Regions from separate parts of the Homo sapiens genome. Here region 2 is linked to region 1. A link is a loop called in an ENCODE intact Hi-C map of the cell type or tissue named here. Cell type or tissue: mesothelial cell of epicardium. All regions are shown on one strand. Each heading gives the region's core, and the rest is flanking DNA. Links, peaks and the distances in the headings are about the cores only.

Region 1 (14,942 bases), core at 3,903-11,902:
CTGCTGCAGCTTTGGCCAGGAGCCGGAAGTAAGCCTGATGCCAGAGGCCTGGGCCTCTGAAGGGAAGGGCTGGGAGCCAGACACACGCGGGGCTTCGGAGTTGCGGTATATCCCCACCAGCACTGGGAAGACAGCGCCACAGCCCCACTAAGCCTGCCCTCTATAGACGGCCTTCCCTGAGATGGCTCAGTTCAGACCGGGAGGGTCAGGCTAGGAGCACGGGGCCCAGGCCCACTCCCGGAGGCTTCTCTCTCCAGCAAGGCCACCACCCACTGCTCCTCCACTCACGCAACTGGGAAGGGCTGGCTGTGCCTTGGGCCCACCGCCCTCCTTTCTTGGTTACAGTCTACTTGCAGAGGCTCCACCATCCAAAAAGATCTCGGGAAAGGCCCCTCCAGCACATGTGGTTCATGCCGTGGAGTGAATTCGAATCCCCATGGTAACTGCGAGAACAAGCAGTGCTCAGTGTGCACTCTACCCCAAGACAGCCCCTGAGGCCGTACTGTTACCACGCCCGCTTTACAGGTGAAGAAACTGAGGCTCAGTGAGCCAGTCACCACCCACAGTCAGAGGGCATCAGCCAGACAGGACTCAGATCCAGCTCGGGCCCCTCTCCCAGGAAGATTCGTGTTCATCACTGACAGAGGACTCCGTCCTTTGGTAAATCCCAGGCCCATGCTTGTGTGTGCCGGGGTGGGCACCCTGACTTAGTCCCTTGCTGCATCCCTCAACTGTTCAGCCCAGGCAACGTCCCTGACCCCTCAGGGGTTTTACAGGTCCTCTGCCATCTGCGTGTACCTGTAATGACCAGGGGGAAACAGCTCTTGAGGACAGAGACAACATGCCAGCACACAGCTCCTAAGGAGCCTGGGTCTCATTGACCTACACAGCAGCCAGGCCCATGAATACCCACCCACGTGGCCAGGGAAGGTTGGGGGTGCCTCCCTAAGGGGCCAACTGGGCTACTGCCAAGCAGCTGTCTGAGGTTGCCAAGGGGCACCCTGACCCGGGAAGTCACTGTCTGGGTCTGGTTCTCACATCATCCTGGGTGGCTTCCAACTCTTCTCATGGCTGGGGCCCCCTCCAGACCAGGAGCTTCTCACAGGCAGGGACAGAGCCTGATTCACCTGGGGCCTGAGCCTCCCACCTGCACTCCCTGCAGGGGTGGAACCAGCTCTCTGATTCCAAGGCCCAGCCTCTCTCTTCCCACCTCATGAAGGCTCAAAAGGACTGACAGCCCCCTTCCACTAAGGCCCTCGGCCCAGACCCCTCTCCTGTTGCTCAGGGTTAGTGAGCAGAAATGGCCATGGCTTTGCTCTCAGACATTCTAGCCACTCAGCAGCACCCCTCACCCTTGCCACTGGCCAGGCACTGTTCTGGGCATGGAAGAGACTGGGGGAACAAAGCAAATCGAAACCCCAGCCCTGGCGATGCTCACATTCTGGCGAGGGAAAGAAAAGACACCCATCTCCGTGGGACATCACTGAGCACTGTGGCGAGAGGATACGGCAGGGCAGGGGGCAGTGCTGGGGTGACAGGGAGGAGGCAGCACGTGCCAAGGCCCTGTGGCGCAGCCTGCCTGAAGTGTCCAGGTAAACGAAGAGCACCTGGGCTGAGCTCCTGGGGCCCTGGTGGGGGCCTAATACCTGCCAGGTCCTTCATAGCCACCATATCCCTGGAGCCCCACAGCCATCTGACAAGAGTTAGCCCTGTTTTGCTGTTCAGGAAACTGAGGCCCAGAGATCTTCGATGGCTTTCTAAAGGTCACCCACAGTGTATGATTTGATCCTAGTCTGCGTGGCTCCAAAGCCTGTGTGTGTCCACCTGCCCCCACCGAAACGCTGTGGGTCCCGCCCCCCACCTGCCCCCACCATAATGCTGTGGGTCCCGCCCACCACCTGCCCCCACTGTAACGCTGTGGGTCCCGCCCCCCACCTGCCCCCACCATAATGCTGTGGGTCCCGCCCCCCACCTGCCCCCACTGTAACGCTGTGGGTCCCACCACCCACCTGCCCCCACCATAGCTCTGTGGGTCCCACTTCCCCACCTGCCCCCACCATAATGCTGTGGGTCCCGCCCCCCACCTGCCCCCACTGTAACGCAGTGGGTCCTGCCCCCCCACCTACCCCAACCATAATGCTGTGGGTCCCGCCCCCCAACACCTGCCCCCACCATAATACTGTGGGTCCTGCTCCCCACCTGTTCCCGCCATACCACTGTGAGTCCCGCCCCCCTTCCTGCCCCCATTGTAACGCTGTGGGGTCCTGCCCCACACCTGCCCCCACCATAATACTGTGGGTCCTGCTTCCCACCTGCTCCTGCCATAAAGCTATGGGGCTGGCTCCCCAGCACCTTGCCCAGGCCCAGGTGTCGATGTTCCTCCCAAGGAATGATTGGGTGGATGAATGAACACTGAGATGTACCTGGGTGTGGTGGCCTCCTGAGCCCTGCTGACAGGGGAGATGGTCTGCCTGGACAGGGGACTGGCCAGGGCTGTCTTCAGAGCAGGCGGCACCACCCACGGGGGCCATGGCTGGGAATGTGTCCACTGCTGCTGGGCAGCCCCAGCCAAGCCCAAGGGAGGCAGAACAGTGGCCTCCGGTCAGTGTCCCTTTGCCCAGCTCCAGACCCAGGGCAGGCATTGTGGGTGATCAGCAGGGGCCATACCCCACCCAAAGTTGCCTCCCCACACCTGGACTGACGGCCCCTGGAGGGTGGTAGCAGAGAAAGACACTGGGACCCCCGGGTGCTCCTGTCCCTCTCTCCAGCCTCCCCATCTCCTGCCTTCACCCTGAGAGTCCCAGCCACACTGGGCTCCCACTGATTTCCTGCAGGGAGCCACCTGGCCAGGGGCCGGGCATGGTGTCTCTCCACCTAGAAGGTTCTACATGGCCACTCCTGAGACTCATCTCAGACACTGGCTTCCCCAGGCGGCCTCCCCGACCCCAGGGCTCTGTCAGACCCCTCTGGGCTTCCCCTTTCAACATCCGGCCCACGATGGGGTGGCTGCTTGTCGGGGCTGCAAGGCTCACTGCAGATCTTGCCCCGGGAACAATCCCAGACAGCTCATCCTGCCGCCCTCTGTCTCCAGAAAGCATCTGGGGATGGAACCGAGCCGCCTCTGCTCGTCTCCGGCAACATGTTGGTTTTTTCTGAGAGTGCTGCAAATCCATTTCCCTGACAGTGATGGGAATGGGTATTGTCAGTGGTGGGAGAGCACATTATGAATGATTCCACTTGAGTCCATTTTTAAAAGGAGGAAATCAATATGTGCTTCCCGGCAGCGTCCGCTCCCCTCCCTTGACCTCTCTGCTCAGCCACCAGCTGCTCCCTGCCACCACCCTCTCTCCTCCTTCCTTCCCAGAAGGGGACAGCCCTTTCTGGGAACTGCCACCAAAGCCTCAGGGAAATTGAGCTTCTCTTCCGGGGAAACTGCTGGGTGCTGGCTGAGGCACCCATGCCGGCCCGAGGGTGGAAGCAGCAGATCTCCAAGAGGTTCTGTGCTGGAGGAACTCCCAGGACTCTACATGCATGAGCCTTGCCTGCCTTGCGTTGGCCCTAACCAGCATTCACACACGTTGTCTGCAAAACTCATGGGAACACCAAGATGGCAGGCCTAGGATCTGCCCTAGGATCCAACTGAGGGGCAAGGAAACAACCTCAGAGGTGAGGCAACACCCACAGACACACAGCTAAAAGGTGGCAAAATCTGGATGCTGAGCCAGGGCTGCAGCTGACAGCTCCAGGAACCAGTCCTAGGGCCACACCACCCACATTCAAATCCAGTTCCATCACCTACCAGCTGTGTGACCCTGGACAAGTCAATGTTTGCAAACCTCCATGCACTCACCTTTAGAACAAGACAAGGCTGGCCAGGCGTGGTAGCTCACCACTGTAATCCCTGAACACTTTGGGAGGCTGAGGAGGGTGGATCACTTGAGGTCAGGAGTTCGAGACCAGCCTGGCCAACATGGTGAAACCCCATCTCTACTAAAAATACAAAAATTAGCCGGGTGTGCTGGCACATGCCAGTAATCCCAGCTACTCGGGAGGCTGAGGCAGGAGAATCACCTGAACCTCGGAGGTGGAGGTTGCAGTGAGCCGAGATCACACCACTGCACTCCAGCCCAAGCTCAGAATGGGACTCCATCTCAAAAAAAAAAAAAAAAAAGAACGAGACAAGGCTAATATAACCTACATGCAGCAATGTGAGCCCGCCCAGAAAGGACCTAGCCAGCACCAGCCCCTGTTTCTTCCCCTGGCTGGTCTCCCAGGGAACTCAGTGTGCTCTTCAGAGAAGGCTGCAAACTTTGTTCAAAGGCTTCCAGGGGCCGACTCAGCTACGCCCCTGCCAGGAAGCCTGCAGCCTCAATGATAGCAGCAGGATGGTCTTCTTGGCCTCAGGCTAAGGTTGAAAATGAGTGTTTAATAAAAATTCTCTATATTAACTCTCCCTCACCCCAAAGTTGGGCCATTGTTTTTCTGTTCTGCTTTAGAAGCATTTCCACAAATCCAGTCTCTGGAAGCAATGTGACTCAACAAAGAAGATACCAACAAGACAAGCAATCGCCTCCCAGCTGTGGCACCAACCAACTGGCTCTGTGACCTAAGACTCCATCCTTCCCGCTCTGGGCCTCAATTTCCCCTTCTGTAAAGGGTTGCACCACATGAATCACCAGGGCTCCTCTAGCCAGGAGCAGCTCCTTCGTTCTGAACAAGAGGCATTTTCCACAGGGCCTGTGTCAGTCGGTATCAGCTTTCCTGCCCTGAGACAGTCAACAACCTCACTATAGTGACTTAATCAGAGATACAGTCTGTGCCATACCATCCTGAACATGCCTGATCTCGTGTGATCTCAGAAGCTAAACAGGGTTGTGCCTGATTAGTATTTGGATGGGAGACCACCCGGGAATACTGGGTGCTGTAGGCTTTTGTAAAAAATAAAAATAGAAAAGAAATCAGAGATGCAGCATTGATCACACTGAATCCCACGAGAAGGGTAGGGCTCCCCTACATGTTCCCTCATGCCAAGGCTAGAGTTTGGGGTCTCCCCTCTGGAATTTGGCTGATTAGTAGAAGAGGCAGAAAGAATTTTGAGAGGCCTCACATTAGAAATTAAGTGCCCAGCCTGGAGGCCACTCTCGACTCATCACTTCGTTACCATCGAAGCCAGAACCAGTTACTCTGCCCCAGCCAACCACAGGGAAACCAGGATGGGTCCCCTTCCACATCCCCAAAAGTGGAGACCTGGGAATATCATCAGCAAACAGCCCAGTGACCACCACCCACGCCTGGCCATATCAGCCACCCTCAAACTTCCCACAGCGGGGGCTTGGTGGGGGGCTGCCTGGTGGTGAGAGAGGAGGGGAGCAGGTGGGTGCCACCTGGCCCTTGCACCACCTCCCTCTGAGCCCTGGCAGAGAAGAGGGGGAGGCCCAGGCCAGATGGGCTCTCTTTGAGAGCTCTGCAGGCCTGAGGGACTGGGAGCAGATGGTGCCACTGCCAGGCAGAGGGGCCAGACTGCTGCACAAACCCAGCGCTCATCTGAGGACACAGAGTGATTCCTGCATCCGAGTGTCCTCACGAGAGCACCATGCACAGGGCAGCTTCTTGGGAAGACAGAGCAGGAAAGGGATTGTGCTAGGGAGCTTTGGGCCTCCTGGAAATGCAGTCATGTGGTGAGGGAAGGGCCAGAGGAGGGGAGGCAAGGAAGAGAATTGGGGAGTCACTGACGGTCATGCAGCTTCATGCTCACACCAGGGCCTGCCTGCCAGGAAAACTCCCCAGTGCCCCAGGAACAGCCCAGCGAGGTCCTAACTGCAGAAGCAGGGGGCTGCACAGACACAGGAGGGTAGACTCTGGGGAGTTAGGCTGGTCACCCTAGGGCCACACTGACTGCATCATTCAGCAATGCCAGCCTCAGCCAAAAGCAAATGTCTGCCCAAGGCTCCCAGACAGTGTTCAGTTATTCCTCACTCATCTCATGAACTAGGGTCAGGCACCAGCAGCATCGAAACCTGCCCCAAGATGGCCACTGGATGAGGCGTTGGAAGCCCACCCTGCACCCGCTACTTTCTGCCATCCTGTGTTCCCCTGAACTCTCCAGCACCAGACCTCAGATGAAGCCCCATGCAGAGCTGCTGCACGCCAGGCCGGCGGGACCTCACGCCCCCCCCGGCAGCATCCGCAGGAGCGTCAGAGGCATGTGAACCAGAGCAACTCCATCTTGAATAGGGGCTGGGTAAAATAAGGCTGAGATCTACTGGGCTGCATTCCCAGATGGTTAGGCATTCTAAGTCACAGGATGAGATAGGAGGTCAGCACAAAATACAGGTCATAAAGACCTTGCTGATAAAACAGGCTGCAGTACAGAAGCCGGCCAAAACCCTCCAAAAGCAAGATGGTGAAGAGAGTGACCTCTGGTCATCCTCACTGCCACACTCCCATCAGCGCAATGACAGTTTACAAATGCCATGGCAACGCCAGGAAGTTACCCTGAATGGTTTCAAAAGGGGAGGCATGAATAATCCACCCCGTGTTTAGCATATCATCAAGAAATATCCACAAAAATGGGCAACCAGCAGCCCTCAGGGCTGCCCTGCCTATGAAGTAGCCATTCTTTATTCCTTTACTTACTTAATAAACTTGCTTTCACTTCACCCCAAATTCCTTCTTGTGCAAGATTCAAGAACCCTCTCTTGGGGTCTGGATCGGGACCCCTTTCCGGTAACAGGAGGGTGCCAGCTAAGTCAGCAGGTTACTACTCCGACTACACATGAGAGGCCGCAGGGGCCACAAGAATCTTGACTTGCTCTTGCTGGCAAATCACCCAGTAGGCACTAGACCCAGCCAGGCCACCTCAGCAGAGAAGGGAAGGCCCCGGGCCGGCAGCTACTGCACTTTTTCCTGCACTGCTTCTATCAGGGAACCAGAGCAGGGGTGTGGGGAGCGCCGGCCCGACTCCACTCCGGAAATGGAGAAAGTCCTCTGAAAAAAGATCCTCCTCCTGACTTGGGTTTGCCCCCAAGGAGGCTCTAACTCCTGAGCCTCTTCCTCTGCACCCCCAGGGCCCACCTACTCCACTAAGATAACTTCTGCTTTTTACAAAGCAAAATTCCAAGAATAGGGCATGCTTTTGTAGCCTGCTTTTTTGTGTTAATTCATAGGTTTAGTAAACCTTTCCCTGGCTGCCTCACCTTCATTCTAATCAGCTGCCCACATTACACAGTGATTCCCAAGGGCAAAAAGAAAAGAAAAAAGTAAATAATGCAAAAACTCACTGTAAGGAAAGGAAAAATGTAAATAACTCATAAACTCACTGTTCCCACATTGGTCTAGTACTTCCTCCAGCCTTTTTTCTCTGCCTAACTTCTATTTGTTTACAAAGCAAAATTTGCAAGAAGTGGGGGGCGGGGCACGGGCCATTTTGTAGCCTGCTCTTTGTACTTAAGCTTCTAGGACGAGCATTTTATCACGTGGATTCATATGTTTAGTAAACCTTTGAATGGCTGAGGGGCATTCATTCCAATCACTCCATAATTTAGACAGCCACTCCCCTAAAGAGGACCTTAAGTAGTTGCCAATTTGGGGCCACATAACTAAAGCCTCAGGGCCTCTCTGGGAAGGAACCATGGTTTGCAGATTCAAGGGCACCCCAGGGCAGATTCTCACCCGGGGCCTTCCCCTCAAAGCCCCTGCTCACCTTGGCCTGCGCCTTTTCTGGAGGAGACCCAGGAATCCCCCCTCCAGTTCCTTCTTGCTCCCTGGAGCAAACTGCCCTCAGGAGGTGCTTTCCCCCACCCCCAGCCTCAGCCTCAGCTCCCACTCTGCGCCCCTGGGCAGTTGGGGGGCTCTTGCTCTCTGTGTGAGAAGGTCACCTTGTCCATGAAATGGACTGCTAATGAGTTGGTTACTGGGTAGGGGAGAACCGAGATAAGGACTGGGGAGCAGGAAGGGGAACGCCCAAGAGAGGGCTCAAGGCAAAATCTAGCAGCTCCCTGCCCAGGCCTCAGCCAGGCTGCGTTCACACACCCCTCGTCAGTGCCCACCAGCAGCACCCAGCTACAGAAGGCCCCTCCAGACTGTGAACCCCAAGCACAGAGGAGCAGGGAATGTCAGGGAAATTCAAGAGACAGAAAAACAGCAAAGACCACAGACAGCAGGAAGAGCACTAGGAAGATAATGAGAGGGGCTGAGGGCCTGGCTGGAGGGGCCCCCGGTGCCACCCTGTGATGGCTGAACTGACCAAGGGGTCAGTGGCGTCCCCTGGACGGCTCCCTGGGACTCACCAGGCTTCCGACTGGGATGGAGTTGCCACCACTGCAGGCCTGGGTGGCCCTGCCTATGGGGAGAGGCGCAGGTGGCCTTTCCTGAACCACACCCCAGGGCTCAGGGCAGCGAGACAGGAGCTGCTTGGAGAGAGGTCAACGCGTGGCCCAGCACGTGGTCCAGCCCTGGGAGGTGGTGCTCCTCGGTGGCCTCTGCCCGTCTCCGCACCTCTGAAGGCTGCTCCCACTCCTGCCGCCTCTGCCTTTGGCACCACAGCCTCTGTTCCCAGCTCTCCAGGCTCCACTTCCTGGAACCTGCCTGGCCCAGCCAGGGGCAGCCCCAACAGCAGCAGCCTAGGCAGTGGACACACTCAGAAGGGGACAGATGAGCGACGCAGTCATGACGGGTGTACCAGGCTGAGGCCATGGGCCCCGAGGACCAGCACCAAGGGCTGGGAACTCGCACAGCTGCCCGCCAAGGGGCTGCCCAGCCGGACGGGCTGTGCTCAAGGGTAGGCAGGCAGGGCAGGGACAGGCAGGACACAGGGCCCAGCAGGCCCCATGACCGTGCACTAGCTCCACACAGCTGAACAAGCTCCTGAGGCTGTGGCCATGTGGGCATCTCTGGAGCTGGCCAGAGCCCAAGGGGAGGGGAAAGGCAAAGGAAGCAGGTGCCGGATGAGAACTGGTGGGACCCACGTGCCAGCATCTGATGGGCTCCCCTGGGGCCCATGAGTACCGGGCAAGGAAGGCTGGGGTGGAGGGGGGGGCACATCCAAGGGATCCTGAGGAGCAGTAAAGTCCCAGTGGTCACCAGGCTGCTGGGAGGGCTGCCGGCCACTGTGGGGTCTGCTTCAGCTGCAGAGCTGCCAGCCAAGGCCGCCTCCCCAGGCAGCCCACACCCAAGGGCCTTCTTCACCCACCAGGGGAAGCCTCTGTGGGCCACTTTGCCCACTGCTCCCTGGCCATCAGCCAAGGCTAAAATAGTTCTGCTTGGCATCCCAACTTACCCCTCCCCGCCCCTGCTCAATGCCAAGATAATTCCCTAAAGTCGTCCTGCCCAGTACACCCTCTCAGAATCTGCTTCCTGGAGCCGCTGTGTGACCATCACCATCAAGTCCCAGGAATGCAGCAGGGCTGCTGCCCAGCCTCCCCTCTCCCCTTCTGACCTCAGCTGCCCTCTTCCTCCACCAGGACTTCCGCAGCTCCCCAAGGATTCTGTGCCCATGGCCATCTGGGTGGGGCCCGCTCCTTGCTCACTGGGGCCGTCCTCCTATGCCCTGCCTCCCTGAAGCCTCTGCTTGCTGCGCTGCACTGTCTTGAGGCCGACCAGGAGTCTCCTCTGCACAGTGCCTCTGAGTTTGCTCCCTTGATCCAGGGCAGGACCACTGTGGCTTGGAACAAGGCTTGCAGGGAGCCACTGACAGTTGCTAGGGGCTTCGATTTTGAATTCATGGGGCTACTCCAGCTTGGGGATTTCTCACTGGTGAGACTCAGAAGTGGGGCAACCAAGGACCCAGCTGGAGTGTCATTCCTGGTTGTCCCCATGGTGGGACCCCCACCTCATAGGAATGAAGCCACAAAGCACAAAAATGCCACAAAAGAAGGGAAGGGTCACTGGACAGAGTGGAGGTGGCCCCAAACCACCTTCCTGGGGGAGGTGCAGGGTCCAGCCTGGGACAAGCGTGCACAGCCTACCTTGCTGTGACATGGGGAAAGCCGTGGTGGGGGGCAGCAGGTGACCACGCAGGAGCACCCAGGCATTCGGCCAGGCAAGCTCATGGCTGCCCCCACACATGCAGCTGTGATCAGCATGAACGTGCCAAGTGTCCTGGTCACCTCGGGCTGCCAGAACAAAGTGCCACACACCAGGTGGCTTCAACACCCCAGCTTTGCTGTCTCACAGCTGTAGAGGCCAGGAGTCCAAAATCAAGGTGCCCTCTGAGGGCTGTGAGGGAAGGCTCTGTCCCCGGCCTCTCCCTGTGTCTTGCAGATGTCCTGTGTCTTCGCGTCACCTCCCTGTGTGTGTCCTCATCTCCTCTTGTAAAGACTCCAGTGGTTGGATTAGGCCTCATTTTACCTTGACCACCTGTGTAAGGACCCTAGGTCCAAATAAGGTCACTTTCTGAGTTCCTGGGGTGAGGACTTTAGTAAAGGAGTTTCGGGGGACAAGCACAAGTCAGCCCACACCACCAAGTGCTGGCTGACACGTGTGCCTCACCACATCAAGGAAGGCGTGGCCGAGAAGCTGGAAAGCCTGCTGGGGGCTCCTGCTCAACCTCAGGGTTACTGGCCGCCAGCTCCACACAGCTACCCGGGAGGCAGCAGCGGAGGAGAGAGAGGCCTGGAACCCACAGGCCCTGCAGCCCTCCTGTCAGTCATCAGCTCACTCCCTGCCTGCTTTAGGCTCTAAAATAATACATTGATTTTTGAGCCAAGGCTAACTTTAGTTACCAGTGATGCTGCTAACAGGGGAAAAATAAGTCATCGTCATTAGAATTGAATCTGAATGAATGAGCTAGCCTGTGTCTCACTGGGATTCGGGCTGCTGCTTTTTTTTTATTGTCACAGTTTGCTGACATGGTTCTTTCTAATTTGAAGCAGCCTGAAAGAAACCCTTTACCAAACATGACACATTACCATTTGGGAAATATTAAAGGAATTGATCATTCTGCTTATCTGCTGCTATTTTACAAACCATCCCAAGATGTAGTGGCTTAAAACACACCATACGATCAGATCTCACTGTCCAGGGGCTCAGAGTTGGAGCAGGACTCATCTGGGCGATTCTTCTGCTTGGTGTGACGTGACGTTGGGCGATGGAGGTCGTTCTGTGGCGCTCAGCCTGCAGCACAGCTGGCCTGGAGGTCCAGAACGTGCCTACTCTCATACCCGGCACATGGGTGGGGATGGCGGGCCCCCATCCCTCTTCTGTTGATCTTGGGCCTCTCCACAGGGCAGTCGAGCTTCTGACACAGTGGCTCAGGGCCCCAGGAACCAGTGGTCCAGACAGAAGTGCTGGGAGCCCAGGCCCGAGCCTGACCCCAGAGACGGGGAAGGGCTCAGGCCCCTTCGTTGTGGGCAGAGCGTTTTGGAGAGGAACAGAGGGAATCACAGTGGACAGGCAGCTGTCCTGCCCCCTGAGGTTTGGAGCCAAGGTGCTCAGCTTGCAAAGCACCCCAGACTCTGAGGAGATTTGGCACAATGCTCACTCACACACACAGGCACACATGCATGCACTCCATCATACATACACCCACTCATGCTCACACCTCACACTCCAACTTGCCCCGTGCACGGGCTCTCTCTCATATGCAGGTGTCCACACTCACACCTACACCTCATGTCCACATTCACACCTACACCTCATGCCCACACTCATACACACACGATCACATTCACACACTCACACACCCACTTGTGCAACACGAAGTGGCAGACCCCTGTAGGACAGTCACGGAACCGTGTGGAGAGCAGCCGTGTCCTCGGGAGTGGTTAGCGGACGGCCTCTGCGGACCAGGCTGCGCTCCACACTGGGGGGTGGCACGGGGTGGCGGGGGACGGAGATGGGCACCAGGAGGTGGGTGCCAGGAGATGGGTACCAGGAGACGAGCACCAGGAGGCAGTGCCAGTCCAGGTGCCCACAGCCCCTGCTCTTCAGGATTTTGCTTCACAATGTACGGACATGAAGCCACCAGCACCAGATGCACACACTGACACCCGCAGGACATCCATCCAGCAAAGGGTCTTGTTTAACCCTATAGTGGGTTTTTTGTTTGTTAATTACTTATCAACATTTGAAACTCAGTAAATACCATATAAAATGAGGGGGGTTTCTGACTTCTCTTGAAAAACTTGAAGACCAGAAGGCCGGGCGCAGTGGCTCACACCTGTAATCCTAGCACTTTAGGAGGCCAAGGCGGGCAGATCACCTGAGGTCAGGAGTTTGAGACCAGCCTGACCAACATGGAGAAACCCCATCTCTACTAAAAAAAAATTAGCCAGGTATGGTGGCACCTGCCTGTAATCCCAGCTCCTCGGGAGGTTCAGGCTGAGAATCACTTGAACCCGGGAGGCAGAGGTTGCGGTGAGCCAAGATCGCGCCATTGCACTCCAGCCTGGGCAACAAAGCGAAACTCTATCTCAGAAAAAAAAAGAAAAAAGAAAGAAAAACTAAAAGACCTAGGAACTCATGTGATGCCGGCCTGCCCAGCCACCCACAGCAGCCAGCCCCAGCCCCTGGCTGCCTTTCCAGCCCACCAGTGCCTGCAGCAGATGACCTCCATGTCATACAACATCAGCTCTTGGAAGTCATCTGCCTCAACCCTCATTTCCTGCCACACGGACCACTGAGCTCAGAGCTCCTCAGGCGGGGCCGGGGACGCCTGCCCAGCACCACTCCCGTCCTCCACTCTCCCCTCCTCCAGGCCTCGCCTGGCTTCAGGCCCCTGGTAGATGCCCTATAAAGCCCCAGGGACTTGACCGAGGGGACAAAAACCCAGGTTCTCCAGACTCCAAGAACTGGCTCAGCTGGTGGACGCAGGTCTGCCTGGGGCCAGGCTGATGCCAGGCTCTCCATTTCCTATGGGTCCTGGGGGGCTGCGTCTTGCTCTGCCGATAGGGCCCCAACTCCTGGCGCTCTTGCCTCCCACCCTCACCCCTCCACACCCCTCCCTGGTGCAACACACCACTCACACAGCTCTCACCTATGGCCAGTGTTCAGTTCAACCAGGAGGACCCAGGCCCCACCTTCCACATGAATAAAGGAACTTCCAGACTCCTGGTCAGAGCCAACGGGATGGAGCGATGATGCCTACCCTCGGCGTTGTAGTGAGGACAAAAGGCAACAACATGCCACGATCTGACACCTGGTAGGTGCTTAGGAGATGAGAGCTACTGGTATCACCATCATCAAAGAAAACCTCACATCCTCTCCTCACTAAATCTGGCCGACAATGTACGGTGGAAGATATTCGTTAGTTCCACCATATGTCCTAATTGGAACCATAGCCTGAACCAGCACCACTTGCCAGAAGCCAAAAAAAAAATTGTTTTTCCTTGACTCGCTGCAGACTGGCACAGTTACCAGGCACATGTCTTCCCTGTGACTCCAGGATTTCTCCCCAGTTGCTCACACTGGTCTTCATCTCAGCAATCAGCCCACATCCCAGGACTCATGGGGATGCCCTTGAAACCCAGCAGCAATGAGGCACTAGCAGTGATACTGCAGATGCTGCACCCCCAATACTTCACTGAACAAGTATTTGGGGTGCAGCTGCCATGTATGTGAGTGCTGGGCAGGTGAGGAGCCAGCCCCGGGCAGCTCCGTGCAAAGGGGAGGGCCGGCGCCCAAGTGCATGCAGACAGCTCCACCTCAGAGGACCAGCGTGACAGACCGCAGGGGCTCCTGCAGTGGGGAGCTGCCAGGATGGCCCAGAAATGGCACCATCTGCCAGTCATGCGTGAAGGACGCCATGCTGGGGGCAGTGCCCTGCCTCCACCACCTCGGAACTGGGAGCCAGTTGCTCCATATGTCAGTAAAAAGAGGGCCATGTATGCCTGAATGCTGAAGAAGCAGACCAGCAATAATCGAGTCATTTATATACAGCACAATGCTTTGCATGAGTGCCGCTGACACTGAGCAGAGTGCCCAGGACATTGCTTCAGACCTTCCCTGCCTTGCTCGCCTCTTGCTCCACTCTGTGTGTGGTCTCTAACCAACTTCACACAGATGAGAATGAAGTGCCTGGCCCCTGCCCTCACCCCCGCCTCTCCCTGCCACTGAGCCTCTCTGTTAACATCCCTGGGGACCCCCAGGCATCTGCACACGTGTGCAGCCCAGAGAAGCAGTGGGTTAACACCCTACAGGACAGACCTTTACCTAGGGGCACACGGGACCAGTGGGCAAATGCCTCCTCTCTTCTCTCCTTCTCCCTGCCCCGAGGCCTGGATGGAGTTTCTCAGGGGCTGCAGCTTAGTGGGTCACCCTCCTGTGGGCTCTTGCTCCAACCTGGCTCACTCCCTGCCCCGCACTCCTGCTCCCTGGACTTGCACCCACTGAGGACACCATCCTTGGCACAGAGACACCACGCAGCATCACCCATCCAGGACATCCTCACTGGGAAGGTCTTCAAGGTCACCTTGCTCAACCCCAGACCTCTCTTTTCATTTTATGGATGAAGAAATATGGCTGTAGGGGTGAAAAAATATATTTTCTTCACCCACTGATAGGTTCGTGGCTAAGGCCCCTGCAATAAAAGACACATCAGCAAGAGAAAAGCACACATGTGTTTTTAATGTAAGTTTTACCTGACACAGGAGCCTTCATAAGGAAAGGCAGACTCAAGCAGGGAAGCCTGTGTACTTTTTGCTAGGTCTGATGAAGTGGGTGGTCATGGAGAAGTGTAATCTATGGCAATAACCTCAGGGAGGTCAGCAAGGCCGGTCTGTTTAGTTTCTTCTCTGTCAACCTGTGTCTTCAGAGATAGGGACGTTCCTTTCCTCTAGGTATAAAGAGGATACGTCTCCAGTGAGGGGCTTGTGACCTACCTCAGGGGAAGGTCAGAACATCCTAGATTTTATGACCTGCTTTAGGGGAGAAAGGTGTCGAGGGGGTCAGAGAGACCTTCCTGCTTCTGCTGCTTCCTCAAATGCCAAGATTTCACACTTCAGGGT
Region 2 (14,942 bases), core at 2,526-10,525, 71 kb before region 1:
TGGGGCCTGTGGCTCCTGCCAGGGCTCTGTGGACCCCTGGAGGGGTCTGCACAGAAGCGGGATGTGGTTGGAGCAGAGAAGCATGGTGCTGCTGTGGTGAGGAAGGACTGGTGGGAGGCAAGGGGGGCTGGGGAACCTCCTAGGTGATGCACTGGCCAGCTCGGGACCCCGCAGCAAATGCCACCAGCTGACAGAGACTCCTGTCATTCTGTTCTGGAGCCTAAGAGCCAGAGAGCAAGGTGTCAGCTGGGCTGCTTCCTTCCAGGCCTCTCTGCTTGGTGTGGAGATGCCATCTTGTCCCGTATCCTCACATGGCCTTCCCTCTGGGTATCTGTGTCCTCATCTCTTCTTCTCAGAAGGACACCAGTCACCTTGGATAGGGGCCCCGCCCATGTGGTCTTGTTTACTTTAATCCCCTCTTTAAAGCCCCTATCTCCAATGCGCCCGCCGTGTCCATGGAGAGAGGCTGAGGCGGCCGACCTCCGGCCCGAGGCACCGGGGCATCGGGACGGCGAAGATGTCGGCTTCCTTAGTCCGGGCAACTGTCCAGGCTGTGAGCAAGAGGAAGCTGCAGCCCACCCGGGCAGCCCTCACCCTGACACCTTCAGCAGTAAACAAGATAAAACAACTTCTTAAAGATAAGCCTGAGCATGTAGGTGTAAAAGTTGGTGTCCGAACCAGGGGCTGTAATGGCCTTTCTTATACTCTAGAATATACAAAGACAAAAGGAGATTCTGAAGAAGAAGTTATTCAAGATGGAGTCAGAGTGCTCATCGAAAAGAAAGCACAGCTAACACTTTGAGGAACAGAAATGTGCTATGTTGAAGACAAATTATCCAGTGAGTTTGTGTTCAGTAACCCAAACATCAAAGGGACTTGTGGCTGTGGAGAAAGCTTTAATATTTGAAATCTCAGGACTCTTCTGGCCGTAGGTTCCAGGAAAGCTGGTGGAAGCTTTGGGGTTCAATGCAGAAATCATGTGACTGTCACGTGCTGGAAAATAAAGTGATACATCTTGAAAATGAAGCCAGTGTATTGGATTCTAGAAGAAATGATATTTATATTCTCTATAGGGGACAGAAAATGAGAAGCCATCACTCTCTTTGGATCATTTAGGTCTCTTGCATCCTTTATTTTAGAACCAGTTTCATTAAAGTTGCCTTCCTGGGCACTTGTTTATCCATTTCCTCAACTGTGTGCACTCCTTAGATCGCTATTGAATGGCTTGAACATCCCTCAGCATTTCTCCCAACCAGATCGGCGACGCCTAAAATCCAAGACAGGACATCCTGACTGCTGGTAGTAATGTGGCGGTGCATTGTTTTTCCACCCAAACTTAACACAGCCTTTTTATACATTTTTATGAAAAATTTCATTTTCAGCTGCCTCACTGCATACCCTTTAATAATACCAGGCAAAGATTTTCTTCAACTATAGTACAGATTAGTTCTGAGTGATGGTATCAAAAGGTGAGAAAGACGTCATCCACCTTTTTTTTAATCCATTTCTTTTGCCACCCTATATGTCTGTTCAGAGATGGGATCTCAAGCTGACTTTGATTCTTTTAGTTGAGGAGTCTCTTAAAGCCATCTAGCCCACCTCCCTCAATTCCCTATGTGAGGAAGCAAAACCCCAGGGAAGCCAAAGGGCTCCTCTCTACCCTGACTCCACAGGCCGGGGGAGAGTAGGGACTCTACCCCCCTCTCCCCTTCCTTGTAGGTGACACATGTTCTGCCCTCTGAGGCAGTCAGTGAAGGCAAATGGTCTGACTTCTTTATGTGGTCAACATTTTGATAGAATTTCTTTATAATTTGATAGAGATTATATTATTTTTATTTTATTTTGAGTGGGAAGAATTTTAAAACCTTTATATGTGAATTACCATCTTGTTTCTTTCACCTTTGAAACAATGGTTTGTAGCAGAGACGACATTGTAGCAACCCAGATATGCTTTTGGAATGTGGTCCTCACTGTACAGGAGAATGTGGGGATCTTTTGTTAAAATTCCCAGTGTGCATACACTTTCTGGTTCCTTGGTCCAGTTGCTAAAGTTCTTAGTATTTTAGCCTAACATATTTATCACCAACTTTTCCTTAAAAGTGTTCCTTTTGTCACTTAGTTACTGATTTTCCTGGGTTTGACATAATAAGTATTCTATGAGATGATATATATGCTTTTTCTGAAAGCTAATTCTCATGAATTCAAGTAGCTGAGTTCCTTTATGTTTCGTTTATTCACTAAAGTAGCTGGCACAAAACACACCAAAACCTAGAGTGGTAGTTTTATGTAAATGCTCATGAGTTTGTATCAATAATATAATTGTTGATCCACTTATAATTCGTGCAGTACTGTATGTATGTAGAGATTGAGTTGTCAATTAAAAAAAATGTGGCCTCTTTGTGATCACACACAAAAAAAAGCCCCTATCTCCAAATACAGTCACATTCTGAGGTCCTGGGGTGCAGACTTCACCATATGAATGTTTGGAGGGGAATCACAATTCATCCCACTACAGTGACAATGACAGGAATCCCGGGGAGGCATCGTGGGGGCTGGGGCCATCGCGGCAGCAGGGAAGATGGTGAGAAGGGGTCAGATCCCACAGGCAGGCACCGAGGGAGGGTGCAGAGACGGCCTGCCTAGGTGAAGGCGGTAAGGGGTACACATCCCACAGTGAATTTAACACCACCAATGACACTGATGAAAAGTTGATGGCTTCATAACATCACCATGTGCAGACAATAATATATTCATTGATAAAATACTACTCCTGCAAAAACTGTTCTGTTTATCTTATTTCTACCACTGCTGCAGTCACTGTTGAGTTCTAATAACACGTGTGTGAACCTCAAGCTTGTACCTCTGTCACTTTTCCTCTCGTCAGCATTGTGTTCTACATACACATTAATTCAGAGGGCTCCCAGCTGCTCGGGTGGTCCCACATGGGCACCAGCTCTCATCGAAGTTCACGGGTTTCAGAATCACACCAGCCACCATGGGCCAAATCAGGTGTCCAACCCCTTCAAGTAAACGGGACATTTACAATAAACATTAACAGCACAATTATGAAGACAAGGGAAGGCCGGACACGGTGGTTCATGACTATAATCTCAACGCTTTGGGAGGCTGAGGTGGGAATTCAGCCTGGGCAATACAGTAAGACATCATCTCTGCAAAAATAAAAATAAAAATTATCCAGGTATGGTAGCGGAGGCTGAGGTAGAAGAATCACTTGAGCCTAGGAATTTGAGGCTGCAGTGAGCTATGACTGCACCACTGCACTCCAGCCTGGACAACAGAGGAAGACCCTGTCTCAAAAAAAAAAAAAAAACCGAAAACAAAATAAAGACGAGGAAACAGAACATCAGTTACTTCAACTCTGTCAGTCTATGGGACCACTTGGGATGTTTATTTGTGTTTAAAATATGTAAAGTGATAAAACTGTGAACTTCAAGGTATAACATTTTTTGTTTGACAAATATACATATTAGTTCATACATGAAATATTACTGATTTTAAATACTATCTTTAAAAATGAAAATGCCGGGCGCGGTGGCTCACGCCTGTAATCCCAGCACTTTGGGAGGCGGAGGCAGGCGGATCACGAGGTCAAAAGATTGAGACTATCCTGGCCAACATGGTGAAACCCCGTCTCTACTAAAAATACAAAAATTAGCCAGGTGTGGTGGCAGGCACCTGTAGTCCCAGCTACCTGGGAGGCAGAGGCAGGAGAATTGCTTGAACCCGGGAGGCGGAGGTTGCAGTGAGCCAAGATCGCGCCACTGCACTCCAGCCTGGGCAACAAGAGTGAAACTCCATCTCAAAGAAAAAAAAAAAAAGTATTCACTTTTATCATGCCATGATTATACATACAAAGTTCAATTTAAGACACTTTACACTCTGCATTTTTTTTTCTGGACATGATTATAAGTTTTATCTCTTGACTATGACTGATAATAATTCTGCCATACAGAAGAGGGATGTCTTGGTCAGTTTAGGCTGCTGTAACAAAGTACCATAGACTGGATGGCTTAAACAGCAAACACTCCCTCCTTGTGCTCTGGAAGCCAGAAGTCCGAGATGAAGGTGGCAGCGTGGTCGGGGTCCTCACCTGACCTTTCCTTGCTTCATGCAGAAAGAAGAGAGAGAAATCTGGTATCTCTTCTTGTTTTAAAAGGCAGGAATCCCACAGCGGGGCTCCTCCCTCGTGACCTAATCTCACCCAGAGGCCCCACTCCTAATGCCAACAACTTGGGGCTTAGGGTTATTCAACACATGAATTTCGGGAGGATACAAGCCTTCAGTCCATGGCACAGGGGTTGTTAGAAAAAGTTATAACCGGCCGGGAGCGTCGGCTCACACCTGTAATCCCAACACTTTGGGAGGCGGAAGCGGGCAAATCACGAGGTCAGGAGTTCGAGACCAGCCTGGCCAACACGGTGAAACCCTGTCTCTACTAAAAATACAAAAATTAGCTGGGTGTTGTGGTGGGTGCCTGTAATCCCAGCTACTCGGGATGCTGAGGCAGGCGACTCACTTGAATGAGGGAGACGAGGCTGCAGTGAGCCAAGATCTCACCACTGCACTCCAGCCTGGCAACAGAGCAAGACTCCATCTCACAAAAAAGAAAAAGAAAAAGTTATAACCTCTGGGTGTCAAATGTGCTTAGAAGGCCCCTGGGACTCAGGGTATGTTTGAAAGGTGGAACCAGCAGGTGAAAACTGACTACAAGTGTGAGGACGGGGTATGTTGGGGTGCCTGGGCTGGCACCGGCTGTGGGAGGAGCAGACGTGGCTGGGCATGGGCAGGGAGCAGGAGTCAGGTGTTCAGGAATGTTCCATTTGTGATACCTGCTGGACATCCCTGCTGAGCTCTCAAGTGGACAGTCAGGTAACCAGGCCGAGGGCCCAGGGAGAGGTCGAGGCTGAAGGGCAGAACCTGGGAAGCATCGATAATTACGTGGACTGGAATACAAGGAGACTGACTGCCTGGCGGCACCTCAAACAAATAACAAAATCACAGGCACAGCTCTTCAACGCGGCCACAGGCATCGGAGAAGCAGCTCCCCCGGGACTGGGCAGCAGTGGGTCCCTAGCTGGTCTGAGGGCCCAGCAAGGTGAGACTGACGTGAGCCAGCCAAGCAGGGGTGGAGGTGGGAGACACAGGGGGTGTCTTGAGAGCACAGTAAGCAGTGCCGTGTCTGATGTGGGATTTTACCATCAGGCCTCAGGAGAAGATTGAAGAGTTCTAAGTAGGAAAGTGACGTGATCCGATTTGAGTTTTGAAAAGATCACATAAACCCTGCTTTGTGGAGAGGGGATTAGAGAAGCAAAGTAATCTATTCAGGTGAGAAATGACACATGGGGACCAGGGCAATGTCAGCAGAGATGGAAAAAGCTGGTAGAGCCGAGAAACCAGAGGCAGGTGACCCACACAGGAGATGAGTATGGAAGGAGGGGACTGGGCTGAGAAGAAATCCTGGGTGTGGGGTGCCCTGTGCTGAGACAGGGAAGGCAAGGGAAGGGAAGGGCACCATTTAGTTTAGACATAACTCACCCCAAGAGGAAGTGGGGCCCAGTCCCACTCTGCAGGGCTCCTTGCTAGAGGAAATGAAACTCGGTCATTCATTCAACAACGGGGAACTTAGAACTCACTGGCAGTGGGCACTTGGCCAGGTCCTGGGTCCGATCCATAATAGTGAGCAAAACAAAGTCCCTGCACTTAAGGGAGCTTACATCTCATGGGGGACCCAGGCAATAAGTAGGGAGACGTGGACAGATTGGGGGTACATGTGAAAGCAGAACCAGTGGGACTTGCTGATGAGCTGGATGCAGAGAGTGAGGGAATAAGAGGAAGCAGGACAATTTCTAAGATTCATCATTGAGAAACTGGGTGGACAGAGGTGGCTCACACAGACTTGAGAAAGACTGGGAGAGAACAGATTTCAAGGGAAAAATTAGTGATTAAGTTTGGGGCACGTCAAGTTTGAGAGATTTCTTGGACATCCAAGTCATGGGATCAGGTAGTACCTGAGCTCCTTGGAGGGCCTGGCACACACAGGCCACAGTGCTGGAGGTCACGTGATGGATGGGCTGGCCGGGGAGATAAGACGAGGGCCCACAGAGTTCGGGAACCTTGGGAAGATGGAACAAGTCTCACCGAGTCTGAGAAGGAAGGGGTAAGCCACACAGAATGGGGTCACAAAGGCCTTAGGAAGGCTACGTGTGTCGTCACCCAGGGTGATGCTGCTGAGGGAGTGGGGAGTGTGGATTTGACAATGTGAGGGTTCAAGGCCAGGGTCATCGGTAGAATGGCTTGGGAGGAAGGCCATGGAGCAGGATGCAAGACAAAGAAGTGGTGAGGAATTAGAGACCACGCCAAAAGCAGCTCTCGTAATGTGACTTACACAAGGGATGATCATAAAACCAATAGAGAGGCATTTTCATTTTCACAATTCAACTTTCAGTCCATGCCAGATGTTGCTGCTTAGAAAGAGGATACCCAAGAGAGGAGCCCAGTGCAGGGCAGGGATGTTGAGTGTGGCCTCAGGACCCATCTTTCTTCAGGGCTGGGGCTTCTTTTGGGGTCGCCCTTGGCTAAACACCAGCGTGATTGGAAACTTGGAAACCCAGGGCATCTTCACACCCAGTGAGGGCCTGCCAGCCCTGAGTGTGGCTCCACTGCCCCTCCCTGAGCTGGGCTCTGCTCACAGCTCACTGGCTCTCACCCAGCTATTTGTGCATCCATTTGTTTAAAAATTCTTGCTGAATCCAAGGATTCAGGCCTGAATTAGACCTCATTCTTGCCCAGGAGGACAGATAAGGAGGCAAAGAAGAACATGATAAGCTTTGGGGTGGCGGGGGCATGAGGCTGCAGCGACAGGGGAGAGCCTGTGCCAGTCCTGTCTGGAGCAGATGGGCTGGGAGCTCCTCAGGGGGAGGCGACTCAAGTGCCAGCCCTTAACAGCCAAAGGCAGTCATCCCAGTAAAGAGGGCAGTGGATCCCAGGGCTTAGCAGGTGGCAGAGGAGAAATGCCTTGGTTGGGGGCCAAGCTGGCCCTGGGTCTGGATTACGCATTTTTCACTTTTCCATGTGTTTCTCTCAGTAGTCCTGGGAGGTTAAGAGAACCTGAATTATTCACTGTGATTAGCAAATGATTAAACCGAGGCCCAGGGCCGGCCTCACCACCATCTCAGGCAGAGGCACAGGATTGGGAGCCATGCTTACAAGTGCTTACCAGCACTGGGCTCTTTACACACACGGCCTTCTTTGCTCTTCTGGCTTCTTGCAGGAGGTATCTCTGTGGGACAAGGGAGGGAGGTGAGGCCCAGGAGACCACACTGCAGTGATAGGGAGGTCAGGCAGGGTCTGGGAAAGTGTCCCTGCCGCGTACCACCCCCAGCTCAGAAGGGGGCCTGAGGCCTGGGCTTTCTGAGCCCTATTGACCGGGGGAACAGGAGCGAACCCTGGCTCTCTGGAGACGCCTGGAGCCTTGGTGCTGACAAGGCAGGGACTAACCCGGAGCCGCAGCCAGTCAGCAGAACAGCAGCTGTCCATGGCCTGTGGTAAGGGCCCATCTACCTGCCCCTGGAAGTCAACATCATTGAGTCTCTCTCCTTCCTGCTCTGCCAATCCTAGATTATCTAGGACTTGACGTCCCTCAATGGCTCAGTCTCTCCAAGCCCAAGGAGTGACCCAGAAGGGCCCCCTAGGCTGCATCACCACCTTGATAGAGTTGGATAGTTGTCCCTGCCCACATCTCAAGTTGAATTGCAATCCCCACGGTGGAGGTGGGGCCTGGTGGGAGGTGATTGGATCATGGGGATGGATTCTCACGAGTGGTTTAGCACCGTTCCCTTAGTGCTGCCCTCAAGATAATGAGTGAGTTCTCCCACGATCTGGTTGTGTAAAGTGTGAGGCACCTCACACACACCCTCTCACTTGCTCCCACTCTGCTTTGTAACATGGCTGCCCTCCTTTTGCCTCGCACCATGACTGGAAGCTTCCTGAGGCCTCCCCAGAAGCTGACGCTGCCATGCTTCCTGTATGGCCTAGAGCACCATGAGCCAATCTGACTTCTTTTCTTGATAAATTACCCAGTCTCTGGTATTTCTTTATAGCAATGCAAGAACAGCCTAATACACACCTCCTCTGGGTCCAGGAGGTAACACTGTGCCTGGGAGGTGAGCCCCACTTCCCACAGGCCCCAGAGGTCTTGGCGGCAGCAGGGAAGGCAGGTCCTATCTGGAGACCAGGTGAGAACACGCTCCAGGCTCCCCTGAGTCTTTCATGGGCAATAAATGGCCTGAAGAGCCTGGGCCTTCCCTGCTGTGATCCTTTCCACCCCTGCCCGCAGCTCAGGAACTCCAGCTTCACCTGGAGCAGCCTGCAGATCCCGAAAGAGCAAAGAGGAAACACAAAATGTCCCAATGACAGCCACAACACCATTCTCTATAAGGCAACCAACCCACCTGCCACCCTGCCAGCTCCAGCTCCAAATATGCCCCATGCCTGGCAGTGTCTGGAGGAGGAGGCAGCATCAGAGAAGGCTGTTTCCCAGACAGGAGAAACTGCAGCACATTGGCATGTGGTGGGAATGAGCCGATAGCAAGGGGGAAAATGATGATGCAGGAAAGGAGGAAATTGGGGATCCCTGCCCTAAAATTCCTGGCATGCATGCTGAGGTTCAGTCTCCCTCCTGGCACACAGATGAACCAGGCCCAACATACACCATTGCCAAGAGTCCTCTCAGCCAGAGAATTCTTGAAGAGCCCCAGATGCAAGTAAGTGTTCCTTGAGCTGAAGAAACCAGAACTAGAAGATGCAGTAACCTTGGGACCCAGGGCTGTGAGTCATCAAAGCATAAGGCTTACTCGAGTTTGGGAGAGGATATATTTCCTTTCTTTGAAAATATTTCTTGTTGTGTTCTTAATTTTTTAAAAAGTCAGCTCATGGCAGCCACTCAATAAAAATGTAAAACAGACTGAGTACAGTGGCTCATGCCTGTACTTCCAGCACTTTGGGATGCTGAGATGGAAGCATTGCTTGGAGCCAGGAGATCAAGACCAGCCTGGGCAACATAACAAGAACCCATCTTTACAAAAAATGTTTAAAAATTTTCCAGGCATGATGGTGTATGCATGTAGTCCCAGCTACTCGGGAGGCTGAGGCGAGAGGATTGCTTGAGCTTAAAAAATCTATAGAGAGAGACAGAGACAGAGAGATTGAAATCAAGCCCAGATGCCAGATGGCTTTAGGGTGAGTTCTAAAAAGCAGTCAAGGAATAAATAATTTCATTATACAAACTATTCCAATGCGTAGATAGAACGTTAGCTCACTAGAAGTCTAGAGTAACTGTGAGAGCAAAACTAAACAAGGATAATACTATACAAACAGGGAAAATTATGGGCCAATTATACTCATGAACATAGATACCTATATCATAAATAAATTATTAGCAAACCAAGTCCAGTGATGAATAAATACAAAAATATATCATGATCAAGTTGCTCCCAGGAAAGCAAGATTGATTTACTATTAGAAAATATATTGATGCAATTCACCACTGCAATTGTTAAAATTAAAGAAAGGGAATGAAATAATAATTTCCAGCTGGGCACAATGGCTCACACCTGTAATCCCAGTACTTTGGGAGGTCAAGGCGGTTGGATCACTTGAGGTCAGGAGTCTGAGACCAGCCTGGCCAACATGGTGAAACCCCATCTCTACTAAAAATAAAAATATTAGCTGGGTGTGGTGGCAGGTGCCTGTAATCCCAGCTACTGCTTAATAATAATTATTATTATTATTTCCCTATAAATAGACTTTTGAAATTTAATGAAAAGACCTCTTCACGTACTAGGAATAAGAGCAAACTTCTTTAACTCGATAAAGTCTGTGTCTCGAAATCCAGTGAAAAAATCATACTTAGCACTAGCATAACTTATTTGAAGTCAAAGACAAAAGTATCCTCTATAACTACTTCATTTACTATTGTGCTCGAGGTCTTAGCCAGTGCAATGGGAAAAGAAAGTAAAAGGATTAGAAAGAGAAAAACGTATTTTATTATTTGCAGATAATGTGATTTATGCACAAAAAAAAAATCTAAAAGAAAAGAGTCTAGCAAGTTCACTGGATATAAGATGATGATGATGGTGTGTGTGTGTGTGTGCACTCATGCCAGCAACATTACATTTTAAAATGAAAATTTTTGAAAGTACGACTTCCAATAACAATATAAATTATAAGTACTTAGGAATAAAGTTAAGAAATTTGTACAAGACTTGTACACGTTGTTGCCCTGTGCAGCCATGAACTTTGTACACTGCACAACTCCAGGGGGCATCACTAGACTGAGATACACAATTTGCACAAGTGCAGCCATGCCTTTATAGAAAAAGTTCTAAGAAATCATTGAAAAAATTTAAAATAAATGTAAATACATAGGTAGTTTTACCATCCTCTTGAGATTTAGCATCATAAAGATATTGGTTCTTCCAAAATTATGCTATAAATTAAATGCAATTCAAATAAAAATTCAACAGCCTATTTCATGGCACTTGACAAAGTGATGATTTTGAAAAATATCTGAGAAACAAAGGGCCAAGAATACCAGCAAAATTTTTAATAAAAAGAAGTGGATAGGAATATTTATCCCATTAAATATCAGAAGTTATAATAAAGCTATAATCATTAAAGCAGTGTGGTATTGACCCAGGAACCATCAAATAGGAAGGGGGAACAGAATAAAAAGCCCAGAAACATATCCACACATATGTGGAAACAATGTGTGAGCTGGCATTAAAAATAGTGAGGACTGGGCAGCACGGTGGCTCCAGGCTGCAATCCTGAGGTGAAGCAGGAGGATCTCTTGAGGCAGGAGTTCGAGACCTGCCTGAGCAACGTAGCAAGCCCTAATTTATATCTATATAACAATAAAAAATAATTAACAAAATAAAAATAAAATAGTGGAGACAGATGTTTCCATAAAGGAAAATATAAAAGCAGATCTTCATTTTGTACCACATACAAAAATCAGTTCGCACTAAAATAAAAATCTAAACATGAAAAGTAAAACCTTTAGGAAAAAATATGGGTAAGCATCTTTTATGGTCTGGCTACGAAGAAGGATTTCTTGAGGAACACAAAAAGGACAAGTCATAAAGGAAAAGGTTAATGAACTTGACTACAGTAAAATTTGTAAGTTCTTTTTTTGTTTTTTGTTTGTGTTTTGTTTTGTTTTGTTTTGAGACAGGGTCTCACTCTGTTGCCCAGGCTGGAGTGCAGTGACATGATCTCGGCTCACTGCAATCTCCCAGGTTCAAGGGATTCTCCTGCCTCAGCCTCCCAAGTAGCTAGGACTACAGGTGCGTGCCACCAGGCCCAGCTAATTTTTGTATTTTTATTAGAGATGGGGTTTCACATGTTGGCCAGGCTGATCTCCCAACTCCTAACCTCAAGTGATCTGCCTGCCTTGGCCTCCCAAAGTGCTGGGATTACAGGCATGAGCCACCATGCAGAGCCAAAATTTGTAAATTCTATGAATGAAAGATATCAAAAACAAAATAAAAACACAAGCTCATACTGAGAGAAGATATTTGCTGCTTAATAACACACAGTTAGTAGACAACATATATAAAGAATTCCCACAAATCAAAAAGAAAAAGACAAACAACCCAATTTTTTCAATGGGTAAACACTGTGAATGAGCAATTCATAAAAAGAGGAAAACCAAAAGAAGGAGAGCCATAGGAAAAGATGTCCAAGACTCCCCAGTAAAGGCAGGTGTCCCTGGGAGGCCCTGGTGTACCTCAGCCTCACACTAACTTCTCCAGGTATAGGTCACCCCAAGAGCCCTGATGGGAAGCCCAGAGATGAGTGAGCCAGCCCTCCCTTTAGGACCTCACATTCTGAAGGGAGAGAAAGAGGCATGATCACCCATATCCCTGCACAGAACATGCCAAATGGATATTTGCACGAAGGTTTGTGCACCACCGGGGGGAACTGCCAGCTCCACCAAGGCATTTAAGGAAAAGGCCCCTGGAATTGGGGAAATTCTAGCTTTCAAATCCTAAAGCAAATATGACATTTGTGACATAAATTGCTTTCTACTATCTAGTTTTCAAAACCACTGGAAGAGAGAAAATCACCATGGAGTAGCAGAGAGAGGCTTGGACAGAGAGATCAGAGAAATCCTAATTCCCCTACCAGCTGCTCCTAATATGCTCAGGTAATCCTGGTCTATCACCTACTCAAAAGTCCAGCGTAGATATCAAATGGGCATCTCAAACTCAACCACCCAGGACTTCAGCTCCTCAATCTTCCCCCACCCACTTGGCCTGAACCTTGCCTGACTCCACTCCATCCTTCCCATCACTCAGGTCAAAACCTTTAAGGTCATGGTTGACTCATCTGCTCTAATGGATCAGAAAATCTTGAGAGCTCACTATGCAAAATATATCCAGAATCTGGCCACATCCCTCCACTGCTAAGGCCCTGGCATGAGCTACCACCACCTCTCACCTGGATTATTGTAGTAGCCACCCAAGGATTCTACCTGCCCCACCCTTGCCTCCATACACAGCAGTCATGTGACCTTTTTAAAATAAAGTCCTGATTATAATGCTCCTCTGCTCCAACCCTCCCTGGCTCCCATTTTGGAGGAAAAGCCTAAGTCTTCATGGTGACTTCAAAGCCCCCCACAGCATGGCTTCCCTTGCCCCCGCTACAGCTCTTCCTGCAAGCGCTCTGTTCCAACCACGCTGGGCTCCTGGCTCTTCCTGGAGCACTCAGGCATGGCCCATCTTGGGGCTTTTGCAGGGTTGTTCCCTCTGCCTGGAACATTCTTCCCCCAGATAACCCCATGGCTAACTCCCTCGCCTCCTGCAAACCTTTGCTTAACATCACCTTGGCTTGGAGGCTTGCTCTGACTACTTATACAAAATTGCAAGCTGCCTCCAGCCCTTGCCCAACCCAGAATCCCTAATCTCACCTACTCTGCTGGGATTTCTCAAACATGAACTCCTCCTAACATACTATAGAATGCCCATAGTTGATAATGTGTCTCCTCCCTACTAGACCGAAGCTCTACAAGGGCAGGGATTTGTGTTATTCTGCCCAGTGCCTAGGGCAGTAGCTGGCAGGTGGAATACTTACTGAATTGAAAAGCTCTTAACATTGCTGAGTCCCAGCTTGCCCATCTTCCAAAGCTGAAATCTTTAACCTAGCTCAAAGGTGCTTATTGCTGGAAAGATCAAAGGAAAATGCTTTTAAAATATCTAACACTGTGCAAGAAATGGGTAGGGAGAGCTGCAGTTCTTCCTTTCAAACCACCCTTTAATAAAAGGCAAAGATTGCTGACTAAGCCTTCAGGGGTGGGGATAACACAAGTAGGGCCCTGGACAGCTGTAGGTCAAGCTGGAGGCCCCAGGTCACTTGTGTGGATGGCATCACCTACAGGCATTGGCTACATTTTGTTGAACTCTTGCTCTCATAGAGGTAGAAAGTCCCCTTGCTGGTTAAAGATGTGGAGTGGTGTCCTGGCTATTGGTGCTTCCTCTGCTGATTGCAGGGCCTAAGGACACAGCATCCTTGCCAGTGTCATAGGGGCTGAGAAAGGGTGTTGGCAGGTGTTTGCCGTCACTCTACAGTAGAATCGAATCCCTGTCACAACTGTCTTGGAAATATGATGCAATTGCACTCTCCATGCACAGGTTGCAGCAGGGCCAAGCTCAGAGATGCAGGGTGTAATCTCTCCCATGTTAGTCTGCAACTAATTGATTGTCTTCCCAGCCAGGAGCCAAAGCCATGGCTCACTGTAATTGTGTGAATCGGAAATCCTATCTAGAATCCACTTCCCTTTCCTATTTGTCAAGATCACATTCAGGATAGGCTGTAGTTTCCAGTTGGAATATTGGGCCCCTGCACAGATGGGCTGAAATGTAATCCAGCACTGCCAAGGGCATCCCAAGGGTCAATTAATTTTGCCTTTTCTCAGAGAGGAATTTCCAAGAATCATAAAGTGGGATTGTGCTGGCCCTGGGAGAGGTGCTGAGCCCCTGCCTGGGCTGAGGCGTAAGGTTTTCACCACCATTTCAAACTGAGCTGGATTATTGAGAGACCAAGGAAGCAGCTGCCACCCACATACACAGAAGGAAACTACTACCTTGAAAGAAGTTCCTTAAACCACTGAGCTCCCAGAAAATCTGAGCCTGGCAGTGGTATTGCTGTTGGTCTGAATGGAGGTAATCCCTGCTACAAGCTATGAGCAAGCACCGTGCTCAGAGCACACCATGAGGTCCTTTGCTGAACCTGACAACCATCCTGCCTCCCACCTGTCACCACCTGTCACAGACGAGCACAGATCCCCAGAGAGGTGAAGTGACAGGCTCGGTCACCCAGCTGTTCAGCATCCAAGCTGAGACACAACCGTATTCTGTCTACACAGCCCACCGCCAGAGTGGGGATGCTCCAAATTGCCCACGCCTCCTACCTCCTGAAGGCTCTGGTCCCAGGGGGGTGACTGGAGGGGGAAGGTCTCAGGAGGGGGTGCACACAGGCAAACAGCCTCCTGCACAGTTTGCAGGGCCAGGCCCAGCCAGGATGCCAAGAGGCATAGCAGGCATGAGGAGAGAAGATTCTGGGCTTCCCATTTCTGGCAGTAGAGCAAAGATGCTTTGTAGGCTGTGGCGAAGGCTCAGAGGCCCCCTGACAAGACAGGCTCAGAGGTGGGAGGAGGGGATAAGGGGTCCCCAAGGAAAGCCAAATGCTAAAGAAATCTGAGCCCATAGCCCTTGAGGGTTAGAGAACCTGCAACGTCAGGCTAGAAGAAGGTGGGAGATCATTCAGAGCCACATGGCAAATCTCCAAATACCAAGAACAGCCATCTTCCAACAGAATCAACAGCCTGTCCATTCACACTGGCCAGGAGAGCCAGTCCCGCT

Evidence for each region. A loop is a pair of places that touch in the nucleus more often than their neighbours do. Peaks named below come from ENCODE experiments on the same cell type or tissue, not always from the same donor. Only the 100,000 strongest peaks of a DNase experiment are listed, where the experiment ranks them.
Region 2: a loop joins it to region 1, with 20 times the contacts of the local background. A loop is called at or near these places in 1 of 110 quality-filtered maps.

Annotation. Positions count from the first base shown.
Region 1 is chr2:128,435,069-128,450,010 of GRCh38, reverse strand. All of the region lies in intron 1 of LOC105373611 (a long non-coding RNA gene), which reads right to left. It also overlaps the pseudogene RNA5SP103. Among named protein-coding and RNA genes, the nearest start is that of HS6ST1, 120 kb to the right of the region's middle. RefSeq lists enhancers at 613-1,604, 3,242-3,536, 10,734-11,234, 11,235-11,735. In mesothelial cell of epicardium, for the core only: no CTCF peak of the experiment used is centred there; DNase peaks (open chromatin) are centred at 6,910, 7,870, 8,680, 8,860 and 9 weaker places.
Region 2 is chr2:128,504,753-128,519,694 of GRCh38, reverse strand. All of the region lies in intron 1 of LOC105373611 (a long non-coding RNA gene), which reads right to left. It also overlaps the pseudogene ISCA1P6. Among named protein-coding and RNA genes, the nearest start is that of HS6ST1, 190 kb to the right of the region's middle. In mesothelial cell of epicardium, for the core only: no CTCF peak of the experiment used is centred there; no DNase peak of the experiment used is centred there.